3 separate regions of the Homo sapiens genome follow, and regions 2 and 3 are each linked to region 1. Evidence: chromatin loops called from intact Hi-C (ENCODE). Cell type or tissue: heart right ventricle. All regions are shown on one strand.

The links. A loop is a pair of places that touch in the nucleus more often than their neighbours do. Peaks named below come from ENCODE experiments on the same cell type or tissue, not always from the same donor. Only the 100,000 strongest peaks of a DNase experiment are listed, where the experiment ranks them.
Region 2: a loop joins it to region 1, with 4 times the contacts of the local background. A loop is called at or near these places in 30 of 110 quality-filtered maps.
Region 3: a loop joins it to region 1, with 4 times the contacts of the local background. A loop is called at or near these places in 30 of 110 quality-filtered maps.

Annotation. Positions count from the first base shown.
Region 1 is chrX:123,179,475-123,187,474 of GRCh38, forward strand. It overlaps GRIA3 (glutamate ionotropic receptor AMPA type subunit 3), which reads left to right and starts at 4,804. Exons shown (of 16, transcript NM_007325.5): 1 at 4,804-5,170; 2 at 6,358-6,516. The coding sequence starts at 5,062. In heart right ventricle, no CTCF peak of the experiment used is centred here; a DNase peak (open chromatin) is centred at 4,797; H3K4me3 peaks cover 2,229 bases.
Region 2 is chrX:123,410,413-123,418,412 of GRCh38, forward strand. GRIA3 (glutamate ionotropic receptor AMPA type subunit 3) reads left to right here. Exons shown (of 16, transcript NM_007325.5): 11 at 6,990-7,366. Among named protein-coding and RNA genes, the nearest start is that of GRIA3, 230 kb to the left of the region's middle. In heart right ventricle, no CTCF peak of the experiment used is centred here; no DNase peak of the experiment used is centred here.
Region 3 is chrX:123,419,498-123,427,497 of GRCh38, forward strand. All of the region lies in intron 11 of GRIA3 (glutamate ionotropic receptor AMPA type subunit 3), which reads left to right. Among named protein-coding and RNA genes, the nearest start is that of GRIA3, 240 kb to the left of the region's middle. RefSeq lists an enhancer at 5,087-5,236. In heart right ventricle, a CTCF peak has its summit at 3,574; no DNase peak of the experiment used is centred here.

The DNA.
Region 1 (8,000 bases):
CAAGATTGGATCATGAATAGTCACATGATTCACTGCCAACTAATACAAGATGATGTGACATAGATATGAAGCCAAGAAATCCTACAGCCATTTTGCCATCTTCAGGGAAACAGAAAGGAGAGAGGAAAAGAAATTAGGTTTTTGATGAAATTGTTGAAATATTGAGTCTAATGAATTCTCAAGTCAGCCATACCTTTGGCCCTTCCAGTTATGTGAGCCAATGTGTCTCCCTTAGTGTTTATATCAGTTTTAGTGGATTTGTTCTTGTCTGCAGCATGAAGTATTCTAACTGATATAGGACCATTCAAAGCATGGTCACTAACCCTGAGGGTGCTTAAAGGAGGTGGTGTGAAAGTGTTTAGTCCAGAGAGGAAGGTGTTGGAAGAGAGGTACAAAAAATACCAGGTCATTTCCAATTAATTGCTCCTCCAAATGGCTCCTGGGGATGTCTTCAGGGAAAACATGGAGTTCTAAATACCCTTATGTATAAAAAGCAAGCTAATCTGAAAATGATTTAGGATAAACAATTGCTCCCATAGCCACTACTCACTTGGTGTAACTGTCTCCTTCTAGAAGTTTCGGTGGATCGATTTCTGGACATATTAAATCCAAATTAATAAGGTTTTTCCTCTGACTCATAGATACACTTCCAACAGAAGCAACTCCAACTAGGCCTGTGTCTGAAATTTTAGCTTCTCAGGGATGTAGATTTATTTAACAACATGGAGGCCAACACTTAGATAGAAGATTTCCACAGAGGTTTCTGGAGGGGTGATATAATGGAGAAAATGGAACTATAGAGAAGTAGGTCAGAGGACCTAAGCTTTCTTAGAAGTCATACCCAACCTGAATCTCCAGATATGGCTAAACTCTCTATTCTTCCCAAATAATCTGGAAGTGACAGTGCAAAAGATGGCCACAAAGAATCAGTTGTATCTAGCTTAGTTCCTTTATTAGAGTCTAGGCTAAAGTTTGGACAGTTTTTCTAACCCCAAAATAATCTCACCTCATGGAATCATAGGATGATCAAACATAAAAGCAAGACGGGTACTTAGAAACCACTTTGTTCTATCTTGTGTTTGTAAGGGTTTGGGATAAGGGAAGTACCTTGTTTCAGATAGTTAAACACCATCCTCTGTGCTGCCATGGTACCTGGTGCTTACCATTTTCAGAGCACTTGCCATATTGCATTGTCATTGCCAGTGAATACATCTGCTCCTCCTTTGAACTTGACATTCATGAAAAGCAGAAACTGTTCCTTGCTTCCTTACATTCCTGGTGCTTAGCAAAGTCTGCCTATAGTAGGTGGTCAATAAATGTTGAAGAAATCAAAGTATCAAGTCAAATGGTTAGAAAATTATGCTCCCATTAGGCAAAGGATATAGTATCTTGGTTTCATTTTCTTCGAAGGGTATAGCAGTTTCCTTCCAATGAAATAGGATGATTTCTGTTGTTGTTTTCCTGATTTTTATGAAGTTGGCAAGTATGAGGCTCACTGTACGGTATAGATCACCTCTTAGAATTCCACTGGCCAACAGTTCTTTATGCTTATCCAAGTGCACCTCTCAAGCCTGAAACAAGCACAAAGCTCATGAAGAGAAGTACACTTTTTACTTTTTGATAAAAACTGCAATGGTTATTTTCTTGCTATTTAAACTATATCATAGAGCTCATTTAAAAGTACAGATCATAGGTACTAAGGCTAGCAGGTAATCCTAAATTCAGCAGGGATACTCTTAACCACAGAGGGAGAGCTAGGTTTGGGGCTTTGTTGGCAACTTCTGGTGGCTATGATGCTGCTAGTATAATCTCTAACCCCTCGTTGGAAAATCAAAGTTGAAGTTTATAAAGTGTCTCCCTGCTCTTTTGGGTGAGGAATCGATTGCTAAAGAATTTGCATGTATTATACAGGCTTTTCAACCAACAGCAATATGCTTAGTCTACCACTGTGCCCCTGCTGGCTCAGATGAGAGTAGTCCAACTCTGCCAACAGCTGCCACTGACAGCTAAAAATTGAAAGAGTGGCAGCAGATAAAAGAGAGGGGAAAAAGGTATTGGGCAGGGGAGGATGACAATGGAAGGGATGGGTGGCATTTACATTCATGACTTCGAGGGTTTTCAAGTGCATAGGCACCAAAATACTTTTCTGCCTCTCATCTTTAGTTACTGAGCCACCCTCATCACTCTTCAAGCCAAATGACAGTGAAGATGGCCACAGATCTTTTCTTCCACCTCCTCTTACAGCTGGCCAAGCATGGCTGGGGACGTGGCTACTTTCAGGAGTGAAGTGAGACATGCTGAAAGTCACTTTCTCCTCGTACAAAATATATTGTTCACTCACATGAAATCAAAACTAAAACCTCCTCATTAAAGTTGTTCCTTTGGGACAAGGCATTGAAGGCTCCTATTAAAATGCAACTGTGTTATCTAAAAAGGAGAAACACCTAGTGCCTGGCACAGAGTAAAGGTTCTTTAAATGTGACATTTTAATATTAAATTGTCATTGCCTGCCATTAGAATCTTAGTAAAGATTGTCTCCCGGGCCTTTTGAGGAGCCACAATGGAAAGATTTTAATGTGGAACATTGGCATAGACTTGATAGCAGAGTCTGAAGTTATGTGGAATATGAGGAGAGAGGAGGATGACAGCATGAGGAAACTTGGGGGACAAGAGGGCACTTTTACTAGGTGAGAAAGAGGGAAGGGAGTTTGGAAATTAACATTTATTGATTTTTCTCTGAGGCAGGCACTGAATTAGATGCTTTCATATCAATTATCTTACTTAATTTTCACAACTGCCTTATAAAGAAAGATATTAATATTCCCATTTTGAAGATGAGAGAACTGGGGTTCAGATTAACAAAGTTGTTCAAGGTCACACACTGCCTGTATGTGATGGGACTTAGACTCGAACCTGGACGTGTATGCCTCCTAAGCCCATGTTCCCGAATAATGCTATGTCCCTGTCTACATTTGGCAGGGGATGACCAACCTTACCTCTGCTACCCGCTTTGCCCTAATGCTTCTTCCACTGAAAAGATGAGTCTCCTCAGACTCTCATGTTTCTCCTTCACTCCTGTCCATGAAATATCAAAATGGAGACAAAAGATTTCTATGAGTGGTGGGTGGGAGGAAATTATGCATTATCAGAATGAATAGAAATTTGGGAAGAGCCTAGGACAATTTTTCTGGTTTGAAGCCATTTTGTTCCATTGTTCCAGGCTCCAGACTACGTCTCGCCAAATCCAAAGTTCTGTAGCAACTGATATACTAGCTGGGCTCCAGGGTCCTTCTATCCCCTGTATATTCCCAATTTTATCCCCGATGTATATCAGTTCGCTTTACACTGGCAGGAGAGTTCATGTTCCACTTAGACCAGGAGGAGAGGATATGAAAAGGAAAATAGCAGGTGTGGGGAGGATAAAACCCATGCCTTCTACAGTAACTGTAAAGTAAAAGTGAAAAACGTGAGAGATAAAGAGGATTCTTTTTCCTCATTGCGGGAGAAAGGGGCTAGGGAGAGGAGTCTATAGCCCAGGAGGTTCATCCGCAGCATGCTATGGAGAAGGCCACCGTCACTGAAATCCGGTCTGTACTGTAGGACTTCATAGGTTCTTTGCTCGCCTTAGAGCAGAGGGGAAGAAGAGTCAGAAAGAATTGATAACCTCTGAGGTCATCAGTCAGGGGCCTAGGCTGCTAAGTCCAGAGGCAACACCAAGGGATCAATGCAGCTAGGTACAGTTTTCTCCAGCCTCAACTTTCAATCCCCACCCCCAGACCAGCTCATTCCCACACCTCCCTCCTCCTTGGTCAGTGAGCCTGAGCGTCCTTTTCATTAACCTTTTAGTTACTACCTCTACGCACATACTTTTTCCTATGCCCTCCAAAGAAGTCAGCCCCATACTGCCCATCACTGCTCAGCACCGCCCACCCCATGCCCCCGCAAGCCGGCCTCAGCACTAGTTTAAGGGGAGGGACACGCCTCCCAAAGCTGCGGGGATGGGGGTGGGGGTTGCTCACTCGCCCTCGGATCTCTGCTGTAAAAGCGGAGCGGCAGAGACCGGGCATGCGCAGCATCTTCGGGCGCATTGTGATGGGAACTGCTTCTCTGAGTCTCTACAAAGACTCCGGAGTAACCACTAATGGCCCTCCTAAGGCCCCCCTTCTTTAAGACAGACACACAAACACAGAGGCAATGCAGCTATTTTTTTTTAAAGGGTGGGAGGACGTTGCAGCTTGAAAGGTTGATCCACGTTAGGAGTGGTGTATTTCTATTGATCCCATCTCCGGTGTTGACAAACGCCAGCGCCTAGGCTTTGCAGTCCGGGGCTGCAGTTTGCAGTAGAGCTAAGCGGTGTGCGGCTTTAATTCCACGTCAGATCAACTTTGATCAATATCCCCCTACTGGCCCAATTGGAAGAGCCCAATTCACCGGCACTGAGCCTTTTCGCTCTTTCCTTTTTTTCCCCCCCTCTTTAGACCTACCATCTTTTGCGGGGGGGGGGGGGCGCGGAGAGAGTCTCAGATTGTCTTGATAATTTATTCTTTCGTTCTCTTTCTTTTGCTTCTCTATTTTTGTTTTTCAGTGTTTTGCTTGTTTTGTTCTGTTTTAGGATTTTATTCTCTCTCTCTCTCTCTCTCTCTCTCTCTCTCTCTCTCTCTATCATAGGGACAGAAATCGCTTTGGCAAACCCAGCTTGCAGCCAATGAACCCGCCTTCCAGATTGGTGTGAAGACAGAAGTGAGGTGGGGGGAAGGGAGGGGGTGTGAGAGATCCTGGGAGCGAGAGGGAGAGAGAGGGAGCAAGAAAGGAAGAGAGAGCGAGCGAGAGAGAGCGAGCGAATAAGAGAGAGAGTAAGAGGGAGAGAGAAGAAGAGGAAGAAGAGGAGGCGGCGGCAGCGGAGGAGGAGGAGGACTAGTGTGGGGTGGAAAGGAAGAGTGAGCGAGAGCAAGTTAAGGGGAGGGGGTGTAAGAGCCAGCGAATTCTTTTTCTTTTTCTATTATTATTTTGACGACTCCTGAGTTGCGCCCATGCTCTTGTCAGCTTCGTTTTAGGCGTAGCATGGCCAGGCAGAAGAAAATGGGGCAAAGCGTGCTCCGGGCGGTCTTCTTTTTAGTCCTGGGGCTTTTGGGTCATTCTCACGGAGGATTCCCCAACACCATCAGCATAGGTAAGCGCAAGCGAGCCAGCCGTCGGTCCAGGCTCTCCCTCACCCGAGACCACTGCCCCGGCAAGGCTTTCCCTGCGGTGGGTCCCTGTCCTGCGTGGCCTGGGAACTGGGACTGGGGCCGGGACCGGGCAGAGATGGTGCGGGGCGGGGGGCGGGGCGGGGGGAATCTGAGCCTCAACGAGGTGGCTGGTCTGAAGAGCCTCTGGGACAAGAGAGGGGTCTCCTGGGGCTAGTGGGGGTGAACTGCTAGGTTTTCCGAGCCGAGAGGAGCACCGGAGGCGAGCAGGAGGCTGGGATGCTGCAAGGGGGTGAAGAGTCGAGGCTTTTCGGCTCGCTGCTCTGGACTTTGCCATGGCGTGCGTGCAGCTCCTGGAAGTTGTCCCAGGGTGATGCCGACTGTCTGGCCGCGCCAGGGCGCATAACCCGGGCCCGGGGTGCTCAGTCCGTGGTCTCCGGCTGTCGGGAGACAGGCTGGTGCTGGGGGAGGTGGAGCCCACTTTGGATCTCCCAGACCCGGGCAGCAGCAGGCGTTGGTGGTGGATGGGGTAGGAGGCGGGGGTGAGACTAGGAGCTGAGCGGGCAAGCGGCGAAGTCACGCAGACCACGAATTCATGAATTGCCGCTGTGTCTGTCTGGAGCCCGGCTCCTGGGCGCCTGGAGGGAGTTATCTTGGCTTCTGTCGTATTTACAAGTCTAGAAGTTAGAATTTTTGCCATTACTGAACCAACCCCCTGTATTGTCACGGGGGAGGGTGGCTATGGGGAACGGGTTGGGGTAGCAGGGGGAACAATATTGTTTTTCTTCCCAACCTTTCCCTTCACACAATGAAAAGATGACCAGCTGTGCGGATGGGCGGGGGGCGGAGGGGGGGGGCGACTAAAAAAAAAGAAGGCTGCCGACTAAGAAAGAACCAAGTCTCACTCTTGGTTCCATCGTCCTAACCCAAAACGGCTCCCTCGTCTCTTCTCCCTTCTCTCTAGCCTCTTCTTTTCAGTCTAGAAAAGCCAGGTTTCTCTTGGCCAAAATCTGAGTTCACAAGTCTTGAAAGACACACAGGTTGAATATCAATCCTCAATCCCACACCCCAGTATCATTGAGAGGTATCCGGTATCTATATTGTTCCCCAATTCCTAACTGGCCCTAGTGTGGGGGAACACAAGCCAAATCTCCGTTCCCTTTGCTTATAGGTGGACTTTTCATGAGAAACACAGTGCAGGAGCACAGCGCTTTCCGCTTTGCCGTGCAGTTATACAACACCAACCAGAACACCACCGAGAAGCCCTTCCATTTGAATTACCACGTAGATCACTTGGATTCCTCCAATAGTTTTTCCGTGACAAATGCTTGTAAGTAGATCTGCTTTTCCTCCCTTTGGGACGTTGGGGACCTCATTTGCATCTTTCTTGTGGCACTTAGGGTCTGTGTATGTGCTGGGAGATGATTGCTTCAGTAGATATTTTAGGGGCTCTAATCCATCCGGTTTCATGTTGCATAAATCAACTCCAAATGATACTGCTGAGGGGCTTAAGACAGTGGGAAAAACTCAAGACAGTGGGCAAAAGTCTGCTCCAAATAGTGTTTGATGCAAAAGTTTCATTTTCCTCCATGCTAACCTAGTGTGTTCCTTCTCCAACACTCTCTCTCTTTTTTTTTTAACTGGGGAAAAAAAAAGAAAGAAAGAAAAAAATAGCACGGTTGTTCAGAGAAATTTCTTCAGATGAGATTTAAAAAAGCAGCAGCAGCTTCTTGATTGAGTCAATTCAGGATGTACATCACTTGACTGTTAAAGCTAGTGCCTGGCTCTAGGAACGAGCTGAATTTGACAATTGCCTAATGTGTAGGAAGCAAATATGAGAAATTCTGCAAACAAGTGACCTTGAGGGGCAGAACAGGCTGGGTTCCCTGGCCTCTTTCTGTCCTCAAATATTACCTTACTTACTGAGAGAGCTCTGATAGGAACTCATAAGACTACAAACTGATTGCAAGTGATGAATGCCTAGCAAACTGAGGGGAGGGGAGAAAATGGTGATCAGGTGATGATTTAGAAAGCTAGTTCTGCCTCCCCTAGTGTTGTTCACCCCCATGATCATTAAAGACAACACAGTTCTTAATTTAGAGCAAAGAGGGGGCAGGAGGAGAGGAGGCTTGGAGCAGGAAAACTGAATATGGAAAGAGAAGAAATTCATCAGGCCCAAAGCCGGTTCTGAAATCCTTAGTTGTACCGGGTGATTATTCCTCTGAAAAGGGGACATTTTGTAAAATACAACCAAAGGAACCTAAATGGCTAATAGCCTGTTGGACATATGGTTTTACTTGAATGGAATGTTTCGTGAGAAAGACTGAGAATACTTCATGTAAGCTTATTTCACTAAAAGTTTTCACAACAATGAGGCTGAATATGGTATAAAATATGCTTTGCTTTTATGGCTGATGTAGTTTGGAATTTGGGGTTTTTCTTCCTTTCTCTTCCAAGGGAGAAATGATATTTATGTTTGGATGGGTGAAACTTTGTATATGACTTTCTTTAAATCCTTCTGCCTCAAAGGATGCATGGTTTCCAGAAACCACTGAAAGGGTCTCTCCAAGGGCACAGGTTTCTTGGCTTTGAAGACTTGGGCCAAGAGGATGGGGGTAACATACTCTGCAAGAAATATGACAGTTGTCAGCTTTAAGAAAATTTTAGCTGAAGATACAGATCCTTATATGAACGTGTTCTGAGATACTCCATATTTGACTTTCTTTGGCTTTCTGACATTGACAAAAATAGGAATTTATTAATTCCAGCTAGTGTGAAAGTTACGAAATGTCTGTCTATACTTTGCATCTTATT
Region 2 (8,000 bases), 230 kb after region 1:
AGTAATGGGGCTGCAGGGATGGTTGATTATAGGTCATATTCCCTGGGTGTCCCCAGACTCCTTCACGCTCCCAGGACACATGGCAACTTTACAGATACTATTTGCACTGACATTGCTCTGCCTAGAAGAAATTATCTCTTAGGTCGTCACTATCCTAAGCTGGATTCATTTTCCATTAAGAAAGGCAGAGAGTCGATTTGTCCTTCCAGCTAAAAGGCAGAGAAGCAAGGGTCCAGTAACAGATGCCAGATATTCTTCAGGTGATTATACTGGGCTTTGGCAGAAGGGCTGATGATTTGATAAAAGTCCCCCCTCCTTCAAATGATGCATGTAACCTCCAGGAAGGAGCATTAAGGACACATGAAGTATGCCATTCGAAGCAGAAAGAGTGGGGAAAATATTTCCAGCTAAACGTAGTCTCACAAGGCCTTCATCCAGCTACAGAGACACTTTTTTATCTTGATATTGTCTTTAACTCTCTCAGCTCCCCAAGGACAAGGAGCCCTAATCAATAGATCCAGTCGGGGATACCTGTTCTGGATAAAGAAATTAGGATATTCTGTTGTGACACTGCTTGTTGTTGCACAGATTTAAATAAGCCTCATTCTTTTCTCCAGATCTTAACAATTGCAGACAGTAAACATCCCATAGAGTACTGCCAATAAATCAGTTTAAGTCTTGTCCCCCAGCACACAGCAATTATATTCCTATTGTCTAGCTTGATTCTGCCCCACTCCTGTTTTCAACACATATCAACTTTCCAAAGGAAATGTCTGCCAAAGGCAACTAGAGCCCTGTGGTTGATACAGGGACAAAGGGTCAGGTCATGTCTGCTTCTTCTCTTGGATAACATATAGTACATTATGATTACACATCAATACATTGTCTACTTCCTCTCTCCTGTCCCCTTCCCTGCTTTCAGAAAGTGTTTTAAAATGGTGTCTGACAAGCTCCTGCTCATTCGTAGTCTCATGGTGGGTTACAAGTTTTGTATCAGATAATCAGATGAAAATTCTTAAAGATATAACAAGCTTGCAATCTCAAAGAGATTAAAATTACGTTTAAAGTCAGTGTCATCTCTGGCTAAAACCTGTCAGATTCTTAAGTGCATCAGCCCTACACATATGAGTTTGTTGGTTTTTAAGTTTTATAACATTTACAACTTTGGCAACCCACCTATGAAAAGGATTATAAATCCCCTCAAGCTAAATCCTCTCCAATAATGCAGTTGCTCCATGTTTGCAACTGGTGAGTGGAAAATTCAAACCTAATTCAGTGTGTTTACTGAGCCCACACAGCCACATTTAGGCTGCTTGATTAAAATCCTTTAAGTAGTCAAGATGCAAGCAAAAGTACTAGTAAACTCTTACTCTGTGCTCTTTCCATTTGCTTGATTTTGTCTGTCAATTGGAGCACCCTCATACCACTACTACACACTTACCCACCTAGGTTTCTGAAAATAACTTGCCTACTGCTATTACCAGTGCAAGCAGAGGCTTGAGGACAACTGGCCACTGGAGTGATTCAGGACACCCCAAGAGAGGCACTTCATTGTTGAGTCAGAATTTCACCTACTCCCTAACCCCATCCATAATTCTTACCACTCTCTCTCCCAGCCTACAGCTGGCTTTCATAAGAGCAGAGACTAGGAAAGGAATTCCATTTGAGGACTTACCTTTTTCAGTTTTTCATCAGTGTGGGCCTCCTCAATCTTTAAGTTGCCTTGAAAGTGACCTCTCCCTTTACCTTCTTGCTATGGCAATCCCAGGAGAGCTCAATGGTTATTTTTGGATGCTAGTTAGTTACAGGGTGGAGCATATAACTAACTAGTGTTCAAAATACCTACTGAGCTCTCTTGGGACTGCCATAACATGATTGCCCCACATAAATTATGCCAAGCAGGTCCTATGCTCTGAAATAACCAATTATCACAACAACTTATTTTAACATTTATTTTACGTTCAGGGGTACATGTGCAGGTTTGTAATATAAGTAAATTGCATATCACAGGGGTTTGGTGGACAAAAAACAACCCCATAAAAAAGTGGGCAAAGGACATGAACAGACACTTTTCAAAAGAAAACTTACATGCGGCCAAAAACTGCCTGTGGGAATAGTGGTGATAGAGGGCAAGGGCTTTGCCAAGGCTGGCTCTGAGCTGACATGAGTTCTGCTGCTTGGTTTCTTACCAAACATACAAGAAAGGAGAAGAGTTGCTAAGTCTCCTACCAATAGAAGGGAAGGGAGCTACAGATTCTGCCTCAAGCTGTCCTTGAGCCTTCTTCCACCTGCCTTCTTCCACCTGCTTTTTGCTATTCCCTTGCCTTTTTCCATCTGTAATAGGTATTTTTTAAGGTTCATCATGGGGAATTCTCCTTTTGGAGTCAGGTCTACATCAGTGAGGTACAACTGAGCACAGATTTAATGCCATTCTTGATTGGGAGAGCACCCTCCAAAACATAGACAAATTCCACATTTTTTGAAAAATCTCCTTAGAAAGAAACAATCCAGAAAAAAAAAATACAGAAATGCCAGGCTGAGGAAAAAAAAAGGCAGTGCCTAAGGGAAGCAGATGATTCTTCCTGTTGTCTTTTGTGATTTCAGAAGTACTTCAAACTAGGAATGGCCTTCTTTGGGAATCTGTTCTTTTGATGAATGTTCCTGGGAATCAGACAACAAAAAGTCCTGCTTTATCCATCTGGCCACGTCTTGTTAGTATTTAGTGGTGCTTACCATGTAGTAGGTGTTTCAATTACCAAGTAGGGTTTTTTTAAAGGGGTCAAGATTCTCAAACTCCTTTCTGTACCTTCTAGAAAAGACCCCAAATTCCTTAAATTCATTCCAAAATAATTTTCTCATGTGAATGCCTTCTTATTTCTTTTTTCTAAAACAAACAAGTAACAATTTCTCCTAGAACTATCTTTTAGACTTAAAAGATGAAAAATACTGGTTAAATTAAGTAATTAAATTCAAATGAAATCAAGTGAGAAATGATACTAGAGGGGTATTTGCATGCTCTGAGCAGGAGACAGACATGTTGGCAAAGAGAGGAAGTGGCTTTATCTGTGAATTCTCTTGGCATGACAAGACTCTTTCTAACTGATTCAGACTCTCTCTGCCAAAAAAAAAAAAAAAAAAAAAAAAAAAAAAAAAAAAAACACTCTGCTAGCTTTCTGGCCAACTCATTCTCCTCAGTACCCTTTTTTACTATGACCAGGTCTAGCTTCAGGCAAAAGGGTAAAATAGATGAAAATTTGTCTTTGGCTCCCCTCTAGTTAGTAACGTGGAACTGGAAATTCAGAAGTTAGCCACGATGAGATGAGAGTTGAAACCACAGGTAACAATACTGAGGGATGAAAGTGAAGGACAGAACCTTAAAGAACAAACCTTCATTGATTATCTCCTAAGACAAGCACTCTGAATAGTCCCTTGGGGTACAAAGGTGCACCTTAATTGAGAGAGCAGAACTAGGAAGGAAAGTCAAAGAAGGAACATTCAGAAAGGTAGGAGGAGAACCTGTAGTCTTTCATAACAGAGAGCTAAGGAAAGCACGTACATAGTGCAAAAGGCCAATGGCATCACACAAGCAGTTAATGTCTGAAGGAAGATATTTGAATTTAGTAGCCAAGTATATAATTCAAGAAACAATTTCAGTAATTTGGAGGGGCTGGAAATTAAGTCTCAGGGGTATAAGGAGAAAGTGGTGTTGATATCAAGACAGTAAAGCTGTCTTTTTTCAATAATACTGGTGGTGTTAGGGAGGGATGTAATGTGGTTAAGAAGGCAGCAGGATCAAAAGGTGGGAGGAGTGTTTTCTGTTTCATTTTTGTCTGTTAGTAAATAGGATTACCTGAAAATGATTTTAAGTGAATAAAACAGATCAATGATTTTCAAATTATAGCAAGCATTACAACAAACTGGAAGGCCACATGAGTCTCACGCCTCCACAATTTCTCATCCCATACATCTGGGGTGGAGCCCGAGAACTGGCATTTCTTTTTCTTTTTCTTTTTTATTTTTTTTATTATACTTTAAGTTCTAGGGTACACGTGCACAACGTGCAGGTTTGTTACATAGGTATACATGTGCCATGTTGGTTTGCTGCACCAATCAACACGTCATTTACGTTAGGCATTTTTCCTAATGCTATCCCTCCCCCAGCCCCCCACCCCCGACAGGCCCCAGTGTGTGGTGTTCCCCCACCTGTGACCATGTGTTCTCATTGTTCAACTCCCACCTATGAGTGAGAACATGTGGTGTTTGGTTTTCTGTCCTTTTGATAGTTTGCTGAGAATGATGGCTTCCAGCTTCATCCATGTCCCTGCAAAGGACATGAACTCATCCTTTTTTATGGATGCATAGTATTCCATGGTGTATATGTGCCACATTTTCTTAATCCAGTCTATCATTGATGGACATTTGGGTTGGTTCCAAGTCTTTGCTATTGTGAATAGTGCCGCAATAAACATACATGTGCATGTGTCTTTATAGTAGCATGACTTATAATCCTTTAGATACATACCCAGTAATGGGATCACTGGGTCAAATGGTATTTCTAGTTCTATATTCTTGAAGAATTGCCACACTGTCTTCCACGATGGTTGAACTAATTTACACTCCCAACAACAGTGTAAAAGCGTTCCTATTTCTCCACATCCTCTCCAGCATCTGTTGTTTCCTGACTTTTTAATGATCGCCATTCTAACTGTGTGAGATGGTATCTCATTGTGGTTTTGATTTGCATTTCTCTGACGACCAGTGATGATGAGCATTTTTTCATGTGTCTGTTGAACTGGCATTTCTAACAAGTTCCCAGGTGACTCTTTTGCTGCTAATCTAGGACCCATACTTTAAGAGCCACCGGAATAGATTAGTGGAGAAGGGAAAAATTAAAGATGTAAAAGAGATAGTAGATAGAGCTGGGTTTTAAGAAGCGACAGAGAAATATAGAATGCATGGAATAAGTTGATCAAATCTTAGAAAGTGTCACTTTCTGTGAGATGGAAACACACAGAAGAAATGTATAAAGATGCTGCAATATGTTGACAAAGTTGGGGGAGGGGGAACTGAGATGATAGAGCTTATATCAAATGGCTTCCATCTTCTCAGTAAAGAAAGAGGCAAGATCATCTGCAGAGAGGATAGGACTGATAAGGATTAGGAACTGGGAAAAGTTTGAAATAAGCATCATCCACAGACACAGAGGAGAATCTACTTTTGGGGGGATAGATGGGTTAAATTTTAGAAATGATGAGTTTGAAATGGTGGTGAGCCTCCAAGGTAGATTTGATCAGTAGGCAGTTGGCTTCAATAAACCCATGCTTTCTGCAACTTCCACTAGGATGTAAAGGATGTAGGATGCCCTCCATGCAGGTAAGTATTTTTGTCTGTTTTGTCTGTCTTGTTCACTGCTTCATTCCTAGCACCTAGAATAGTGCTTGGCACAGAATAAAGACTCAAATTTGCATTGGAATGAACCTAAGAGGGGTTGGCTAAGGTTGATAATTGCATATAAAAGTAGTGTATAGTAGAAACCTGCAAGTATCTATGGAGTTAGAACATTATGTTCATTAAGCAACTGGGTTCTGGAATCTGAAGACCAGGGTTCTAATCCCAGCCTCTCTGTGCTTTAGTTTCTCCATCTCCAACATGGGAATGGTGATTGTACCAATATCAAGGTTACTGTGAGAATTAAATGACATAGTAAGTGTAATGTGCTTAGCAAAGTGCCTCATATAGAATAAGCACTCAATAAATGTTAGCTAGCTGTTTATCATCTGCATTTCCCTTTCAACTAATTAAGGAGTATTCCTCAACTGGTTTATCATATGTAATTCAAAGGAGTAAAATTTCATTTCTTTGAAAATATACTCTATATCAGACTTCCCTACCTCTGCCCTTTGGTAGGGGTATTGAGGCATTACTGTTCTGAACATAGAAAAAAAATGATCAAAACTTGTGTTTTCACTTCATATATGATATACCATCCAAAAGCCTTTCCTTAGTCAGAAGGATTTTTCTTTGTGTGCATTTTAAGGCCTGGCTTCAGACTATGACTTACTACTGTTGGAAAGGAACAATTACAGAAAACAAAAGAAATAAATGTAGAAAATCCTAGTGCCTATTTTCAAGGGATTAATATAAAAAACATTGCCTGCCTTTGCCTAAGTTAATTGTGCAGTGCACTACTGACATTTATTTTATTGATTCAATCCATGTGAGTGCTACACTGATATTATCACTAGAAAATATAGCTTACTACATAAATTGTGTTCTGACAACTGTTTTACCCTTGTTATTGCCCAGGCAAAATTCTTTCATGTTTGCATATGTCATATACAGTAATCAACAACTTATTTTTTAGGCATCTACAGTTTCTTTAGTTTAGAATCTGTTGCAGTGATACATACAAAAATAGAAGATTGAGTCTCTGCCTTCAAAAAACCTGTTTTAAAAGATATGCTTTCAAAAAAATTCAAGAATAACATAAGACAGCAAACACCTAAGAATTAAACTGCTGTGGCCCTGTGTGGCACCTCATGGTGTAGAGTGAAGCAGATATAAGAAGTATAGGATATTATGCCTGCTCCACAAGAATTTTCAGTCAAGTGAGGGAGATAAGACATAAGAACACGAAAATTAAAATAAGAAAACGAGAGTTAAATAGTGACATGTCACAAGGCAGTACAAGTTGTATTATAAGGTAGCAAAAACACACTATTAGGAAAAGAAAGCAGAGTCGGTTGCTCTAAGCCAATGTGTCTCAGAAGACAAAAGGCCAGCACCCTTTCTTTAATTTACCATCAAGTTAAAGCACTTTAGAACCCACTGAATGCTACCACTTTTCTAACCTAAGCATTGATAATTCAATTGGTTGTAAAGATTTAGGACTTGATATTTTCACCAAAGAAGTATATTAAGCGACAAATAACTGATTAAAGACTGTCTCTAAAAGTCATATATGTTTTCTTTTTTTTCTTTTTTTTCAGAGAGCTGATATAGCTGTTGCTCCACTCACTATAACATTGGTCCGTGAAGAAGTCATAGATTTTTCAAAGCCATTCATGAGCCTGGGCATCTCCATCATGATAAAGAAGCCTCAGAAATCAAAACCAGGCGTATTCTCATTTCTGGATCCCCTGGCTTATGAAATCTGGATGTGCATTGTCTTTGCTTACATTGGAGTCAGCGTAGTTCTTTTCCTAGTCAGCAGGTTCAGTCCTTATGAATGGCACTTGGAAGACAACAATGAAGAACCTCGTGACCCACAAAGTCCTCCTGATCCTCCAAATGAATTTGGAATATTTAACAGTCTTTGGTTTTCCTTGGGTGCCTTTATGCAGCAAGGATGTGATATTTCTCCAAGGTTTGTTTTTGTGGCATACTCAATGCCTCATTGCATTTTATGGTCATACTCCATTCATGTACATATGGTATTCATCCATCTCAACTCCAGATTTTTTTCATTTAACATTCCATCAAATGACAGATTATCATCAAGCCATTGTGTTTGCTTATGTCCATGAAGTGAGTGTGTCATTGGTGTTGCTTTGAATGTCTTTCATGCATTTCTATGGTATTGTATATACATTAAAACAAACATTTGAACTCTGGATAAAGGCAACATTGCCACTAATATTAATATTATTCAGATAAAGTAAATACTAAATCTTCATCAGATCAAACAGACATGGTTTCCTAATTAATTGTACTGAAGTGTTTTCTCATTTCTAAAGAGATTGGATCCAGACAAAATTTAAAAGAACATAGAACTCTTCTTTAAATCCCTCCTACCTTCTCCTTTCAATGCCCTCCCTTTTTCATTTTGCTCTCAGACTGCCTACAACTATCCATTATAGTATCCCACCCAAGTTTTCTAGTTAAAACTATAAAACTTCTCAAAGAAAACATAGGAGAATATCTGTTTTACCTTGGTTTGGACAAAGTGCTCTTAGATAAGACACAAAAAGCACAATCCATTAAAAATTTGATAAACTGGA
Region 3 (8,000 bases), 240 kb after region 1:
TCTCATATTGTATGATTCTATTTGTCCAGAATAGGCAGTCTACAGAGACAGAAAGTACGTTAGTTGTTGCCAAGGGCTTGCAGGGAGCAGAGAGGGGATAATCAGGGCCAGTATCAGGGTGAGGCAAGTGAGCCTGAGTAAAGCAAGTACAGGGATCACATCCAAGCTTTATTTAAAATTTTGATATTATGCATTAATTTTTTAAATATTGGACTAAAATTCTATTTATCTTGATTAATGAGATTTTGATGCCCCTTTAAACTTTGCATGTGGGGAAGTTGCCTCACTTGCCTCATCCTAGTCCTAGGCCTGCCAGGATTAACTGCAAATGAGCATGAAGGAACTTTTTAGGGTGATAAAAATGCTCTAAAATTGGATCGTGATGATAGTTGCACAACTCTACGTTTACTAAAATCACTGATCGTACACTTGTATTGGTGAATTTTATGGTATGCAAATTTTATCTAAGAAAAGCAAAATATTGAACATGAATGTCCTGAGCCTCACAAACTTAGTCTAAACCTAAACAAATATGGCGGTGAATTCTTAATCATAATACATTGTAGGTGACTGTAACATCTTTATATTTTGAGACAAAAAAGCTGTAGGTTTTGGTAAACTTGAACATTAATCCAGATACTGACCAGAGTCAATTATACAAACACATTAGGGATTTTCATGTGAAATATAAAGACTCAGAAGAGTCCTACCATGTTTTTACAGCATACTTCATTTTGAGATTATCCACTTGGACCATAAAACATTTAAAAAGAAGCTTTGCAGCATAACTAATTGGTAACCATATTCAGCAGCTTTTTAAAATAGTCTGTATGGGGTATGCCTCATTTATCGAAGTCACACTTTTTTTGGCTTTTCTCAATCTGCTTGATTACATTCTCCAAATTATTTCACTCCCTGTTCCTTTTGTGCTTAGAATGTATGTCATTTTTTGTATTATCTGGGAGTTTATTTTGCTAGTTTCTTTATTTTTTGAAATGTTCACTTCAAGAGACTATGGTTTCTGAATGATCCTATAATTAAATGATTTTTAACATGGCTGGTAATCTATGTTGAGACAATACTAAAGAGTCATTAAGGCTCAAGATTTTATTGGTTTCTGTAAGTGAATTTTCAGAACTAAGTTTGTGGTATCCCCATTGGAGTGCTGCATACTACTCTGCATACTCAAAAAGCACTCTTCTCATTTTTAGAAGAATTTATATATATATTGATTCATTAAGTAATAACTTAAAGATTATGGCCTGAAAATGACAAGTTGAACAGGTTTGTTAATGTCTTATAGTAGAATGTAAGCTGTGGCTCTTCTTTGGCACTGAGATATATCAAATGCTTTTTTTCAAAGTATGTATTTTATTATACTAAACTAGACACTGTCATAAAGAGCAATGGCTTTCAAAATTTTTTTTACCATGACCCACAGTAAGAAGTAAATTTTCCATCACAACTCAGTATACACATATGTATATAACCAAAGGTTCACCATACTTTACCCTTACAATGTGCAATGCACTCCGATATTTTCTATTGTGTCATTTTTTTTTTAATTCTGGTTACAATTCAACCCAGAAATAGGGCACACAACCTACAGAATAACACTAGCCTAGAGTAACAAATATTATTCTTACTATACTTTTAAGTAATAAATTATTGCCTTTATGAGCTCTATGTTTTCCACCATATGGGTGATCCCTCCTCCAATATTGTCTTTTGTGTGTCTTTCGAAATAAATTATACCTTTAAGCATTTTAATAAAATGTTATGCTTCTTAGCATATTTCTGATATATACTAGTGAAGAGGAAACATGTTTCTCCTTGTCTTGAGAGCTCTATTCATTATATGTTTGTGCTCAATTGTATAACAGCAATCACTGTGATGTTTCTAGAACTATTAACAGATTTAGAAATTTCTGATAATAACACAGTTGTTACTCTAAGATTTGTGGTTGCCTTGACTACAAACACCAGCAGTATACTTTATTTCTGTTTAATGGCCACAGTTGGAATGCAAACTCTTCAGAAAGCCCAGAATGTGAGCATGCATTATACACTCTGACTTTTCTCAAAATTGAAGCAATTCAAGAAATTATGAGACCACATTTTAAAGTAGAATTTAAGTATTAGAGCAGGAGAAAATGTCAGACATAAATTAGCCCAACTGCTTCCATTTACTGGGGGCAGAGGGACAACAACCACCTTCCCTCAGCTCCCACTGTGTATAGGCACTTTACCTCCATTATCAGGTGGATTTTAATCCTCAAAACACCACTGCAGCGTGGGCATTATACTTATTTTTAAGTTGAAGAAGGTGATAGTCAGATTAAATAATTTGCCCAGCCACACAGCTAATGGCAGAGCCTGAGTACAAACCAAGCTCCAATTCCAAAACATGCTCTTTCCACTTCATGCTGCTTTTTCCAATATCACAGACAAGGGAACAGCACCCGAAGGATGATGTGATGAAATCCAAGGTCATGGAGGTTTTCAGAGGCAACAGTATGATTATTTCCACTACTGCACACTGCCTCCTACTACCAACCTGAAGTTGCACTGTTTGTTCCATTCCTCTCCTCATGCTCAGGCATAAGAGCTGTTTTCCATTCTTTCAACCTCTAAAGAAACTCTACCTTTTTTCTGGTTTGCAATGAAAGAAGGCAGTGAGCATTTAAAATATTATCGAGAGTGTGTATGCTCAAAGTAAGAGACTGGGAAATCAGAAACAAGACATCATGAGAAAAACTGATGGCATCATTACATTTCCACCAAATTATTCACAGCTACCTAGAAGCTTAAAGAGTCTATGTCAATATTAGGTTTGAACTACCATAATTGTTCAGAGTGAATAAGTTTGTTCTACATGAAGCTGGAGGCTGAGCTAACTCTAGAGAAGGTAATCAATATAATAACCTGAGGTTTTGTCCACATACAAACTGATTTATTAGGAGGAGTCGGTGGAAGGTACGAGGAGATTCAATTCAACCTTTTTCCCCCTGAGTGGGGAAGGAGAAGACAGGCAATGGGTACAGGCAGATGGAAGAAGCATAGTGGTTAAGCACGTGGGCACTGGAGTTAGCCTCACTAGATTCACAATCTGCTTAGCAGTTGTGTAACCTGGGGCAAATCACTAAACCTTGCTAAGCCTCAGTTCTTCATCTGTGAAATAAAAAGCACAGTGCCTAGCATGTAAGTTCTCAATAAATAATAGCTATTGTCATTATTAAATTGGCTGCACATAATCATGCTAGTTTCACAAATACTAACAGCTAATATAACATTTGCATTTTAGTTCCTAAAACTCCTTGGGAATACAGTTGAAATACCAGTTAGTATCAAAGAGCTGACCTCTGATGAGAAATAACCAGCAACACTCCTTCTTGAACTTGCTTTTGTTAAAGATTACAACTCTTGCAAATATTTTTATTGTATTATTCTACTATGTCTTACTGATATTGGCTGGAAGTTGTAACTTTATTTTTAATACGAAATTTATTTCCTTTGTAAAACTTGGATAGAACCACTAAGCAGTCCAGAGTCCAAGTCCTTCCAGACAAATGCTCCCCCTGCTGACTTTCTGTGCAGCTGCAGGGACATCTGAGGGCTAGACAAATTGAAGACATGAGAGTTGGGGGAATTATTACAGAGAAAATGGAAAGAACAGATGAACTTGAACCTGATTACTGTGTATAGATGTTTCCAAAGGTGTTACTCTCCTGTTAAGTTTTCAAGATATGAAGTACTTTGTTGAAGAGGGCAGGGGGTCTGTCCAGATTAGTTGACACGTAGATCCTCCTTTAAAATGTAAAGTATGTGCAGAATAATAAAAGACATGAAGGGTATAAAATAAATGAGATCAAAGACAATAGGATTTTTGGCTATATTTTAAGCATACCCTTTCCTCTGCTGATGTATGACCACTGTCTTTATCTTACTGCAAATTCACTTCAAAGTAGTAGTGATGTAATAATAAATTAATGAGGTAATAGCAGAATTTTTATTACAACTACTTCATGGCTTTTCTGGCTAAAAGCTGTAGTTTTCAGTCTTTGGGACATGGTTACTTATTCCCATCAGAGAAGACTGTAAGAACCAAAGATTGATTCTGCACATTTTTTAAAAATCTGCCACAGACATGGCATTAAATGGAGTATAGAAATGATGCATACTTTGGAAGAAAGAAGAGAAAAAAAGGAATGATAAAGAGTTTGTACAATAGAGAAGCAGTTTTCAGTCCCAGCTCTTCATCTTGTAAAGCTAGTAAAGTGAAGATTATAAAATTTACTTACAAGATGAAGGTTATAGCACATAGCTCACTTTTATTATCATTTCAAAGGTCATAAAATATATTTTATTATTAACTCAGAAAATCTAGTTCTTTATTATTACAGATAACAAGAGCATTGTATATTATTTGATGTACGTATTTTGCAGTGCTTTTTATATGTCTGTTTTCCTCTTGTTGCTAATTTACTTTCATTAACTTCACGCCTCCTCTTACATTTCCTCAAAAGGTATGATACGCTTCTTATAATGCACTTTTATAAACACTAAATGTGCAGCATTTTACAGCCATTTCATTACGCTAACCTTGAAATCTGTCTTGTGCAACAAAACTATTTGAAATGAATGTTAAACATTTTGTAGCTGCATTAATGGAGGGAAAGATACTGGAAAATGACAGGTCTTTTTAACTCAACTATAAAGTCTTGTCTTATTTTAATAGATCCTTTATAAAATGTGATGGGATTGACCCATCAGTCACTTTTTATATAACCTCCATGTGAAATGTGAGTTTAAGTGGCTATAGTTTCCCTAATGAGAAAAGGTAAATGTAAAAATGCCTATGGAGCTTCTTCCCTGTAGGTTCCACTGCACTTTTTCTCAGTGAAAGGATTGAGGCGCTTATGCTAAACAAGGGAATAAAGTGGTGGAAATTCCATCAAATCTTTTGTCTAAGCTACTACTGTTTTGAGGCGAGAATGTTGAATGCAAGCTTGTGCATTCCACACTGATTCCACTGAAGCTCCTTTTCTATCTCTGCTGAGGTATGCAGGTACTGTTATAGCATTTTTATGTGGGTAATCACCCAAATTCTCCATGATCATAGGTATATCATGACATTAACCACAAAATTGCCAAAGTCAATAACCATGTAGACAAGAGGCCATGAAAATGACCATTTTGCATTTAGATTTATTTTCAGTCATGTCAACAACCAACAGCTGAGTCATTCAGATCAACCACATGATGATCTGAGTCAGTACTAAAGTGGCCAAAATAACCAGATTATGATGTGCAGGCTTGATTTTAGATCAGACTGACACAGCCACAGTCCATTAGCCTCAATACAATGGCACAGTGTAATTTCCATAAATTACTGTATTTTTCTCCACATTGTCAAGTAGACAATGCATAAACTACCATTAGTATTCACAGCAGCAAAATATACCTCTTTCCATATCAAACTGTGATTCTGGAATTACTCCAAAGTCAGTTTTCTCCTTGGTCTGGCAAAACCTCATCATTCCAAATAAAAATGACAGTCACAGTTCTGTCCCAAATGAACAACAGATAATAAACAATAATTATACAAATATGTTTGGTTTTCATGCCACTATATTTCTCAGTGTTTGGAGAAAATTTGTACCTTCTATAACTTGCACACCATTTTGGATTTTCTTATACAAAATACGGGTATTTTATACTACAAAAATGTGGGTATTTCTCTCCTAGTGTATAAGTTTAAATGTTTTATTTTCTATTCTGCCTCTCTGTGCCTCAGTTTCTTTATCTGTAAAATACCTCTGTTTGCTTATCTTTAAAATAGTACCTAACCATAGGGATAGAGAATTAAAATAGTTGGCACAGGTAAAGCAATTAGAACAGAGTCTGGCACACAAGAAGTGCTCAATAAGTATTAGCTATAATTGTTATCATTTTTCTTCCTCTATTACTATGGATGTTTCTTTGGAATGTTAATCTTTTATATAGCAAAATTATTTCTAGAGTCAGATCAGTTCAGAATAAATTAAATGTATGTGGCAACAATGAAGAAAGACTCTGAAAGGTCTAAATGCATAATCAAAACACCCTGTATACTTTTAGCATTCAGAAGTGTGCCACATTCTTTTCTGACTCATCCAGATGTTTTTACTTCTGATTAAAAGAGAAATGTTCCCAGATGAAATCCTGAGATAGTGTAACTGTTAGAAAAATCTACTGCAAAGCAGATTTTCAAATTCAAAAAGCTAAAAGTGATCATGTTCAGGAAATAAATACGGGTTGTCTCAGGAATCCAGGGACGAACAGGAACTACAGATTTAAAAAAAATCAAGTCAGTTTGTTATAGTTAACCAATAATAAATATTTATCAAAATACCTGCCAAAATTATTCAGAGTGTAGCATCTAAAACAACTGAGTTTTCCAGAGGCCAGAAAAAGGTTACCTTGGGACACAGGAATTTAAATTTGCTTTAAAGTGGTGAAATGCTGGTACAGACAGAGAAGAGCTTGATTTGCCGGCTCTCAGCCCAGAACTACCCTCTTCCCACAGAGCCTGGAGATATGCCAGGCTCCTACGCCTATTCTTGACTTTATGACAGAGTGGGTTCTCTTCCTGTGAGTTTTTCTGGGCATGGGAGAACATAGCGTAACTAGGATGGAGCTCTGCCACACAGCAGAATTATCCTAAGGATGATGTGGCAATGTTTTATAAAACCTAGGGAGCAGATTTTCATTTCTGCAGACAGAGCCAGCCTTCAGCAACACTGTGAAGGAGATGAAGTTTCCTGAGTACAAGCCATTACCCATCACTGAGCATTCAATTCCCTCACACTGTCCAATAACTTCTTATGGTCCCTGTCTCTGAGGAACACTCATGATGCAGGACCAAACTTGCAACCCTGTCTGCACCTTGAGAGTTTTATAAAGTGCTGCTGCTTAGTCCCAACCCCCAGGGTTATGATTTAATTGGTCTTGAAGCCTAGGCAAGGTTTTTTGTCTTTTTGTGTTGACGTGTTTTGACTGAAGCTCCCTAGATGATATTGATATGCAGGCAGAACTGAGAATCACTGATGTAGAAGAACAATGTTTCTCAGTTTGGTCTGCAGACCACTTGCAGCAGAATCACCTGTGATGCTTAAGAAGTGCAGATTCTTGGGCATTCAGCTATTCTGAATCTGCATTTTAACAAACACCTCAGGTAATGCTGATGCACAGTAACATTTAAGAACAAAAATTTCCCCTTATTAAAACTTACCCATCTTCTTTCCCATTCCCTACTAACTGAATAAACAGTGGGTGCTGTTGAAGTAATGTGTTACATTTTGATCAAGCCTCCTGAAAACAACACAGAGCGTGATTCCAATAGAATTTCTCCATCAGACCAGGAGGATGATTTTGTTTTCGTTTTCTGTGTGTGGGGGTGGAAGGGGGTGTGGAGGAAGCAAGCCTTTTGATGCCTCTAATCCCACTATACAGGTAGTTTCCTACTTCACTTGGAGTCTGCCCTGAGTGGTTAAGGCTTAGTTGTCAAAGGAGAAAGTTTCTAATCTCCTGGGCCCCAAAAGCTATTTATATGAAGATGATGAGAAATATTATCATCTAGCTCCTTGCCTTATGGATGACCAACTCCACAAAATAGCAATGTCTTTGTTAAATTTATTAAACTCAAAGTGAATAGTGCTCATTTTCCAGCACCTACCCATTTATCTTCAAGTGAGAAGAGGTTTTTGACTATGTTTCTCTCATGACATTACCTTGTAGCAGTGGTTTTCAACCTTGGTTGCACTTTGTAATCACCTGGTGAGCTTTAAAAAATTTAAATGTCTGTGTCCTACCTCCCAAGTTCTGATTTAATTGGTGGGCCTGGGCATGAGTTTTTTTTTAAGATCCTAGGTGATTTTAATGTGGAGCCAAGGCTGAAAACCATTTGCTTCTACAGGTGTGCCCAGCAAACTTCACAGGAAGAGAACTCAATAAGTTAA